4 separate regions of the Homo sapiens genome follow, and all the other regions are linked to region 1. The links are chromatin loops, found by intact Hi-C in ENCODE. Cell type or tissue: ascending aorta. All regions are shown on one strand. Region 1 has its middle 120 kb from the start of PRDM6-AS1. Region 2 has its middle 160 kb from the start of CEP120. Region 3 overlaps PRDM6 (PR/SET domain 6). Region 4 has its middle 150 kb from the start of CEP120.

Evidence for each region. A loop is a pair of places that touch in the nucleus more often than their neighbours do. Peaks named below come from ENCODE experiments on the same cell type or tissue, not always from the same donor. Only the 100,000 strongest peaks of a DNase experiment are listed, where the experiment ranks them.
Region 2: it touches region 1 in a loop (3.0-fold over the local background); 2 of 110 quality-filtered maps call a loop at or near these places.
Region 3: a loop joins it to region 1, with 2.3 times the contacts of the local background. A loop is called at or near these places in 3 of 110 quality-filtered maps.
Region 4: a loop joins it to region 1, with 2.2 times the contacts of the local background. A loop is called at or near these places in 3 of 110 quality-filtered maps.

What each region holds. Positions count from the first base shown.
Region 1 is chr5:123,205,690-123,208,189 of GRCh38, reverse strand. No RefSeq gene overlaps it. Among named protein-coding and RNA genes, the nearest start is that of PRDM6-AS1, 120 kb to the right of the region's middle. In ascending aorta, no CTCF peak of the experiment used is centred here; a DNase peak (open chromatin) is centred at 1,049; H3K4me3 peaks cover 792 bases; H3K27ac peaks cover 2,500 bases.
Region 2 is chr5:123,260,945-123,263,444 of GRCh38, reverse strand. No RefSeq gene overlaps it. Among named protein-coding and RNA genes, the nearest start is that of CEP120, 160 kb to the left of the region's middle. In ascending aorta, no CTCF peak of the experiment used is centred here; DNase peaks (open chromatin) are centred at 815 and 1,464; H3K27ac peaks cover 2,309 bases.
Region 3 is chr5:123,119,265-123,121,764 of GRCh38, reverse strand. The region is part of intron 3 of PRDM6 (PR/SET domain 6); the gene reads right to left. Among named protein-coding and RNA genes, the nearest start is that of PRDM6-AS1, 30 kb to the right of the region's middle. In ascending aorta, CTCF peaks have their summits at 1,363 and 2,328 (motif pointing right); a DNase peak (open chromatin) is centred at 2,261; H3K4me3 peaks cover 2,157 bases; H3K27ac peaks cover 2,500 bases.
Region 4 is chr5:123,272,856-123,275,355 of GRCh38, reverse strand. No RefSeq gene overlaps it. Among named protein-coding and RNA genes, the nearest start is that of CEP120, 150 kb to the left of the region's middle. In ascending aorta, a CTCF peak has its summit at 1,193 (motif pointing right); no DNase peak of the experiment used is centred here; H3K27ac peaks cover 1,089 bases.

The sequences.
Region 1 (2,500 bases):
TGATTCTGCAGACCTTGTGGAGGAGTGTGAGGCAAAATGCTGCGGGAATCTCCAGTCTTGCTGAGAGCTGGAAGTGAATTGAGGGAGCTATTTTTACATGCCAGATTACCTTGATTTAATACAAGATGAAATGCAATCTGATATGTGAACTGGTAATGGACTAACAAATGACTCAAGTAAAAAGTCATTTTAATGTAAAGTCCTGGACATGATGTATAACCTTCCTGAGAGGCCTGCTAATTGTGTGCCCCTACGTTTGTGGCTACAGGAATTTTCTAGATGTGACGCCTAACGCTTATCTATCCTCCTCCCGCCGTCTCCACTTTAGTGCTCACTTGTGTGTAATCTGAGTATTTTATACAAGGAAAACTTGCTGGAGTTGAAACTGGAGAAAAATATGCCTTAATAGAATTTATAATTTAACAACCCAATAGGTAAGAGTAGAACTTATTGGAATAACATCTCCTAAGAACCTTTGAGATCCCAATAATCAGTGACTTGGCTCTTTAAAAGAAAAAGGAAAAAGTGCCTTAGTATTTTTTCAAGCTGAAAAAAGTTGAATTTATTTAAAGTCTATAGGGTTCTTTATAGACATAGGGAACGATGAAAAACAGAAAGAGAAAGAAAGAAAGAAACAGAAAGACAAAGAAAGAGAGAAAGTGAAGGCAAACGAGTGAGGGTGTTGGTTTTTAACATCCCTGTAGCAGGAATGACTTTCTTCTGTTTTCATTCCCTCTAGTCTCCACCCTACTCCCATTAAATTCTGGGATTTGTGTATCTTCAGATGCAGACACTCGAATGCTTTCTCTACTCAGGAAGTTATTCTCCTCACGCTTTGTGAGGTCTTGGAATAAAAATTAGTTGAGAAAAAAAAATTGCTGCTCCTCTGTGCAGAAAAAAAAATCATATTGCATCATGTAGCTCAAAAAATGTTTGGGTGTTTTGAGGGTGTAGGGGTGGGCGGGGGTGGGGAGGAAGGAGGAAGGGGAGGAGAATCTCATTTCCCACATGTGTAATTTTTTCTCCTTAAGGGAATACATGAGCCAACAGTCACCGTCTGCAAATGCAGTTTGTAGGGGAAAAAAACAGACATGAATAGATAGCATTTGACTGGGTACAACCTTCTAAATCAGAATGTTTTAGGTGTTTGTGCCCTTAAGTACTTTAAGTCTCCCTTTGTTGTTGAATTTCTGCATGTTATTCCTGGCTGTCACTCTCACTATCCTCGCCCCTACCCCAAATGCTGAGGCTTTCCTCAATAACAAACAAAAATATTTTATGAAAAGTAGGTTTTACACTAAGAAAGTTGATTGCCCACTCCCTAGCAAGGAGGGGTAAAGTGGTTTGGAAAGGATCTGTTTATTGATCTATAAATCATGATCACCATGTCTGACCCAGCTGCTGGGGTGCCCGGGGTCAAGGAACCCTTTCAGAGCTCAGAAGGTCTAAAGCTTCTCTCTTTGTAGGGCTCTTAATCAACCCTCCCAAGGCAGAAAGAACATCAAATAGTCAAAACCTCAGAGAAGGACTGGGGGTTTAAATGCCTCAACTTCTGCTTGGGAGAAAGAATTTCTTAGATTCTGCCACACTGAAAGTGATTTTTCTGATTATGTGGAGGCAGTTGAGGGCCTAACAGAAGAAAGAAGAGTTCTTTCCAAATAATACAAAGGATTTAAAACCAAGAGCAAAGACAGTAAATATCACTCCTCTGACCCAGTTCCCTCCTCTTTAAGATAGAGGTAATACTAATTGCCTCCCAGAGGTTCCGAGGGGCTCAGGGCAGCAGCCCAGCATGCTGTGATGCCGTCTCACTAGTCTGTCTGCCTCCGTCAGACCCTGGCTCTTTGTGCCTTAGTTTCTCTCATCTGTAAAGGAGAAATAATTATAGTCCCCACCTTATAGGGCTGTTACGAGAATTCAATGAGAAAAAACATGCAAAGTGCTTAAAACAATCTGGTAAGTGCTCAAAGTCAGCTATTATAACATAAGCCCCTGGGACAATATCTAGGCCCTCAATGAAAGCTAATTTCCCCACTCCTGATTATGAATTATCTGTGAATATGCAAAATTAAGCAGCATAAAATAATGACAAGATCATAACTTTTTATGTCAATTAGACCTGGGTTCAATCCCGACTTTTCCACTTACTAGCTGTGTAACCTTGGACTATGAACCTTGGCTTTTTAAAAAATCTCTAAACTAGATCACAATGCCTATCTCACAGGGTAGCTAGGAAGAGAAAATCTGAGACTCTACATAAAAAAAAGTTTCATTTGATGGTGATGTCTGGCTTAGAAGCTGTCAGAAACCAAAGATAAATGCTCAGTTTTGTTGGTCTGATAAAATAAGCATTTTCCAAACTCTCACTCTGGGCAAGCACTTCAGTGCTAGCCACTGAAGTTACAAAGGTGAATACCACACAATCCTGTCCTCAAGAAACTTCAAATCTAAGGAGGGAGACGTATAAGGAAACATATGATTTTAATTCTATGTGGCTCTT
Region 2 (2,500 bases), 55 kb before region 1:
TCATCTTTCCCCCACCCCAGCCCCCAATGCAATAGGCTTTCATGCAAAATTGCCCATTTGCATTTCAGTGTAATTGAACACATTGAGTATAGCTACTCTGTTAGCATTTCCTCTGCTAGGTGCTAGAAGTATAAAACAAAATGAGCCATGATGTGTGACCATGCAGGGTTTATAATTTGATAGAATAGTTGCCTAAAATAAACAACATCATAAGGATAGAATGTGTTAAATCCCCAATTGTGACATAGACCAGTGCTTCTCAAACTTTAATGTGCATATGAATCTGGGGATCTTGTTATAATGCAGATTCTGATTCAGCCGGTGTAAGATAGAGCCCAAGGTTCTGCATTTCTATTATAACAAGGTGTCAGGCAATATGATGCTGATCTGAGGATCACACTTTAAGTAACAAGGCATTCAACATTCAAGTGGGAGTATCAGGAAGGTAGCCAGAAATATGCATGTGGAATTCAGCAGAAAGGTGAAGATACAATCTGGGGAGTTACAGATATCAAGATGACACTTAAAGTCATTAGATTGGCTGAAGTGACCAAGAGAGTGAGTGTGGAGAAAGAAGATGAAGGAGTGGGACATTGATGCTGCATTTTAAGCAAGCAAATTTGGCTGCGTCCAAAGGTTCTTTTTGAGAGTAGTGAAAAACAGGAGAGCAAGTCTGGAGTTCAGTTGTAAAGAGACTCAAATGCCACTTTAAGAAGTTTGGACTTGAAGGAACAATTCTTGTTCTTGACAGTCTTGGGGGAAACTAACTCATGGCAAGATGACATCAGCCTCATGTAGTAACACCACCCGGTCCTTACACAAACAGAGTCGTATAAAACAACTTAGGCTAATATGCTACTCTGGGGCTCTGATAATTCCACAAAACATTTAAGCGAGCAATTTTGAGTGACTTTCTCCATGTGGCAAACAAGTTATTCCTGTAACTGAGGGCAGACTATAAATATGACAAATCTCTGTTTGGTAATTGCTTATTTCGGATTAAGACTAGCAATTTTCTTGTCAGAGACAGGCATGCAGTAAAGGGAGTGGGGAAATTTGGACAGCGCAGGCAGTTTTTGCAACTTGAAAAGCCATCTGCAGTTATTTTCTTTTAATGTGGCAGATTTGGCATTAGCATCAACTTTCTTTTCTCTTGTGGTCTTTTTTGTTTTTTTTTTTTTTGGTTTGATACTCGGTAGAGCTCAAAACTTTATTAACTCTGTTAAGCACAGACTCGTTGTGTCTTGTTATTCCTCTCTAAACTGGACTCTATTCCAAGAGTTCTTGGTGGAAGTGGTTGAGAAACTTGGGAAAACCTGGATGCTGGTAAGGGGCACTCAGGTTTTAATAACCTTATTCACCTTAGTCATTAAACCAAATGTGCAAATCCCCAGAATTGCACTGAGCTCTGTGTAACCAGCTAGTCACCATGTGTTTAGGTGTCTTTTAGATCTTAACATGTGTGTGTTAATCCAGCCTTCCCACAGACACCTACTGCAGACATCCATACCCAGTGATGACGTGATCAACATGACTAACTCACTTCATTTACTGAAAAGAGCAGTCATCATTTTCCCAGAATTCTTGGCCTACTCTATTCTTTTTCAAAGCCATTTTTGGAGGTAGTAGAATGTACCAAGAGAAGAGAAGACAGGAGATTTCCCTTTACCTACAACATTCTACATTATTTACATATAAAAATATGATGCAAAATGATACAATATTAATATTTGTTAGTCCTGGGCAGTGACTAGTCTCCTGTTTGTTATATTCATCTTGCCTCCTTTTTAATATTGTGACTTTTTTTTTTTTTCAAAATAATAACAATGAAAGCTCTGCTGATAACTCAGGGTAAACAGACCTGGAGGCACAGAGCAGTTTCCCTTTGACTTGTCTTTCTTGCCTCCACTTGCCTTCAATCAGAAATCATGTCAAGAGATGAAACAAGTACTCATGAACTTTTGCACCTTAATTTAAAACTACTTTTGGATATGATTTTTAACACTTTTTTAAAATTAATTTCCATGCAATAAAATTCACTCTTTTTGATGTTCAGTTCAATGCATTTTGGTGAATGCAGTCTGTAGCCACCACGGTCAAGTTACAAGATGGCTCCATCACCTTTTGTACTCAACTCCCTCTCTCACCTTGACTATTGGCAACCACTGAACTGTCTCTGCTCATATAGTTTGCTTTTCCCAGAATTAAAAAAAAATGTACAGTCAATTCCTCTACTTTTTATTTTCAGGTGACTTCAATTTCCTGTATTCTAATTATGAGAGGATTCGGTAAGCACACTATCACTCTAAATTTTCCAAACCCATCATTGAGAGTAAAAGTCATTTGGCTTCTTATCATAAAGCACACACTTGATCATTCAGGCCCAAAATATCAAATCCGTATCTTCTGATATTTGCATTTAATTCACTTATCTTTTGTGTAAGTGGATTTCACATGGATCTCCCATAGAGAGCTAATTGCAGCTCGCATTTAGCCATTA
Region 3 (2,500 bases), 86 kb after region 1:
AAACAAACTAACTATAAAAAATATTTGGGGGGGAAGGAAGAGACATGGAACTTAGACAACATTAAGAAGTTATTGTTAATATTATCAGGTGTGAGGATGGGATTGTGGTTATGTGGTGGTTTTTTAATCTGTGTCTTTTAAAGACAGATATTAAAATATTTATAGGTGAAATGTTAAGGTGACTGGGATTTACATTTACATAGTCCAACAAGAAAACAGGCTTGGTGTGTGGCTCACACCTGTAATCCCAACATTTGGGGAGGCCAAGGTGGGAGGATCACTTGAGCCCAGGAGTTTGAGGCTGCAGTGAGCTATGATTGCACCACTGCACTCCTGTCTGGGTGACGGAGTGAGACCCTGTCTCAAAAAAGCAAAACAAAACAAAAAGAAAAAACAACACAAAAAATGAAGCAAAAAAAGAAAAGTTGGAGCAAACAGAGAAAACAAGAATAGAAAGAAAAAAATATTCAAAATAAGTTGCCGGTGCAAGAGAACTTATTCACTATTTATTTCTCTGTACTTTGGGGCATGTTTGAAATTTCTATAAAAACATAGGTAAAAAAAGCTTCTTGGTGGCTTGGGAGCCAAGTGGTTTAAAGATACTCCGTTTTAAGTGTGCAAAACTGGACCTAAAGCAACTTTTCAGGACCCTGCTCTTTTGCACAAAGTAAGAAATTTTACATTTTTGTAATTTTCATTTTAAAAACATCAGTGAGTTAACATTTATAAACATCAACTCACAGATCTTTAAAACAACAATATTAAGCCCAAACATAAGGAAAAAGGTCCCACATTTAATAAGTACCCACTATTTATCATTTATTACCTTATTCATTTCTGCCAATAACTCTGTAAGAGAGATAATTCCCAATATACAGAAGCCAAACCTACGGCTCCAAAAGATTAACTAACATGTCCAAATATGCTCACTAAAATAATGAAAATCTATTAACCTAGATGCTAAGGGTTTAACAGTAAGGAAACAGTTAAGCAAATTCTGACTTGTCCATTTAACGGACAATATTTTAAATATAATGGTAACAAAGAATACAAATTACACTAGGGCATGTTTAGATAATAATTTAAAGTTAAAAGTCTATTCAGCATACTACATGCCCATAGGCATATGTAAAAATTTCTAAGGAAAAATACATTTAAAATTTTAGAGTTTGCCTCCGGATGGTGAGCTGTGAGAATTTAAAATTTTTTCCTGTAATTTTTGAATTTTTGGTAATGAACATCATTTACTTGTTTAATAAAGGAAAAGCCCTTAATTTTATATTAAAAAATAAAATCCCAGCTACCCCCACCACCCCACTGAACTGCTCAACTCCACACCTCTCACCCTGTCCACTGTGTGACGCTGCCTCCAGAGGATAGGACAAACATCACATCATGATCACACCATTTCCACTCAACAACCAAACAGCAGAATTCCTAGAGGAGAATGACACCAGGTAACTGCATCAAAACAACACTGTTTGGACATAACACAGGACGGCTTCAAAACAGCATCTAGAATATTTTTAAATTATGCACATTTGTTCCTCTTTAAAATTTTCCATTTTCATCTTCTCAAAACATTTATCCATCTCTAAACTTCGGCTTTCTAAGACCCACTTTAAATCTTTTTGGAAAGAAGTTAACTGAGGATAAATAAATACCCTTAACAGAATAAAAAATATTCAAAATCAACCAATAACTCTTTGTAAGATACCTAATGTATATTAAGCATTCTAGGAGAGAGGACGAGGGAAAAACCTTAAACTTTTTTTAATGGAATGAAAAAATTTTAAGTTAAAAAATGCAAATAAATTAAAATATAATTTTTTAACCTTGTTTAAAGCTCTGGAATAAAACTGACTTGACTTAACTTGGTAGTATAACCACTCATGTATTTTCATTTAAAAAATGCGTCTACTTAGCTTGACTGTTTGAATTCCTTTCTGTTGCTTAATTTCCAAACAAAAGATATTACTGCTGGTTTTAAATGGCTGAATCATCTGAGAAGGGTCTCTCTGACACCGCTGACAATGTAGTTCTAAAAACAGAAAATTATAGATTATCAGAGAAGGAAGTTTAGATGTATCAGCTTAGGGTCTGAAGCATGTCTTGTGAGGCCACCCAAAAAGACAGCTTTCCTCATAGTCCCCGACCCTGGGCTCTAATCTCCAGCCCACAAACAGATGCATTCCTCTAATTCCAAGAGGGGGCAGGGCCAGGCATCACCGGCAGAAGTTTCTGGTCACTGTAGCAGGAGTGTAGATGTTGCAGCTGAGGAAGCCACAGAGCCGCCCTGAAGGTGGCAGGACTGTAAGCCCTTCCTGCAGTGGGCGCCTGAGCACCAGCGGCTTTCAGGACCTGTCTCTCCCTTCACTTCTTTCCTCACCTTCTCAGAAACTGTCATCATTTTGCCCACGTCCTCTTCTCAAGTCCTAACCCTTATCACTCATTTTGTTCTTGTTTCATTTTTTTAAATCTCTCATCTTGTTTTTTCCCT
Region 4 (2,500 bases), 67 kb before region 1:
AGAATAAGAGAGGCTTACAAGAAGTAATAATCAAAAACAAATTGGGTTTGGATTCAAACTATCTGTAAATGAATCACACCATCTGTGAGACAATTGGGGAAATTTGAATATGGCTTGGGTGATATTAGAAAATTATTTTTAGTTTTGTTAGGCAAGAAAATGACTTGATGAATATGTTTTTAAAAAGTCCCTAAACAGAGATGCATACTTCAATATTTATCAGTGAAATGATATGACACCTGGGATTTGTTTTAGAATATTCCAGAAGAGAACTGGAGACAATACATGAAACATAATTAGCAAATTCTTGATAGTTGCTGAAGTTAAGTGATAGGTAAATGGGATTCACTATATAATTCTTTGATTTGGGAGTACCGTGTTGGTTTTCTAGAAATTTCATAACAAAGTCCCATAGACTGGGTTTCCTCTGGGCATGTCTGTGTCCTCCCCTTTAAATATAGCTAATACTAATCATATTGGATTAGGGCCTACCCCAGTGGCCTCATTTAACCCTAATTACCTCCTTAAACCAAATCTCCAAATACAGTCACATTCTGAGGTTCTAGGGGTTAGGACTTCAACATGTGAATTTTGGGAGGTTACGATTAAGCCCATAACAGGTACCAATGAACTTTTCATAACAAACAAGTTTTATAAGTAAAAGCAATGTTAATTTGTGTAGGAGACAGTTTATCATGGGCAGCTTGTTTGCTAATACACACAACAATGTCAGGTGATCAGAGATCTCATGATCTCTTCTTCCCTGCTCTCCTCCCAGACAGAATAAAAAAGCCACTGATCACAACTGAAATAAGCTGATTTATTTGGTTCAGTTATTTGATAAGCACACAGACCTCAAACCCTAAAAACTCACTGTGGGAGGATTATGAATTTCATGATGTGAAAAGATCACTCCAGCCTTGGAAAGCACTTATATCTAAGAGGAGGGCAGCTAAGCTGTCCCCATTGAGACTGGGTATGTAGGGGTATGGGGCCAACTGGTTAAAGCAGATTGGTTATACCTGTTTAGTACCTGTTTTTCTTAAGTAAACTTTAATAGACTCCTTTAACCACACCACTCACTCTCCTTTTTCCTCCCGATGTTTTTTCCCCTCCCCATCTTACAAAGTAAACCAAGGACTCTGGATAAATTTTATACTGAGAATGATGTCAGACCTCTAGGTGTCAGTCTTTCAGAAACACAGAAAGGCAGTTTTCTTGGTATTCTCACAATTTGCTGGTGAATTTTCTTTTCGAGAAATTATTTTGACAATGTTTCAAGAACCATAATCCAGTAGTCCCATTTCGAAAATACATTCTTACCCAAAATATGGGGAAAAATTACATGTACACAGTTGTTCATCACAGTAGTATTTATATTACCTGAAAATTGGAAGCAACAGATACATGTTTAATGTTAAAATAGTTTAACTATAGCACATCTAATTGCTAGAAAATTCTATGACCCTTAAGGGAGAATCCTATTAAGAAAAGTCCATGAAATATTTATTTAAATAAATATTTTAAATTCTGGGAAAGAGGGAAAGGATAAACAAAGTCACAATACAGACAAATCTGTACAAAATTTTTGTGACACACAAAGAATTAACTTTCTTAATTTACAGCAAACTCTTACAAATCAACAATAACAGTAAAACACCGGTAACTCAATAAAGAAAGAAACAATGAGGATGAGCAATTTACAGAAAATGAAATATAAAGAGCCAACCATATGAAACAATGTCAAATGTACTCAACTAAAAATTGAAGAAATCCCTATTGCAATTACAATGAGATATTCTGTCTCACCCACATGGTGGCAAAGATCTGATGATCGAGGAAATGGTTTGAAGAAAGAGGAATCTTTGGTAGAAGCCTAAATGGGTGTGACCCTTTATGGAGCACAGTTTGACAATATCTATCAATTTTTAAATGCACATTCCCTTTCTCTTAGAGGTTCCACTGCTAATAATTCCAGAGAAACCTCTTTATGGTGCATAATGATCTGTGTGTGTGCATTATTACCACAGCATTTTTATGTAAATAGCAATCATTGCGGTATGGTTGGACAAATTACGCCATGTCTACATAGTGGAATGCTATGCAGCTGTTAATGGAAATGAGATAGCTTTGTGTTTACTGGCATAAATTCTGTGGGGCAGTAAGTATATATATATATATATATATATTTATAACACATAAACATATTTATATATAAAAAACACATAAACATATATATATATATATATATATGTGTGTGTGTGTGTGTGTGTTCATCTGTCCCTGCAAATGCTCAGCAGTATGTGAAAAGATGCACACTGGGCTGCAGGCATTGGCTGTCTGGGAAATGAAATGTGGTAGAGGAGAGTCAGATGGAGATAACCTTTTCCTTTCTGTAATTTTATGCCCTGATAGATTCAGGCAAGTATGTAGCACTTTTATAATACAAAAACTCAAAGTGACAGTTAAAAAGAATTTTTAGAGGATCATGGGAAATACT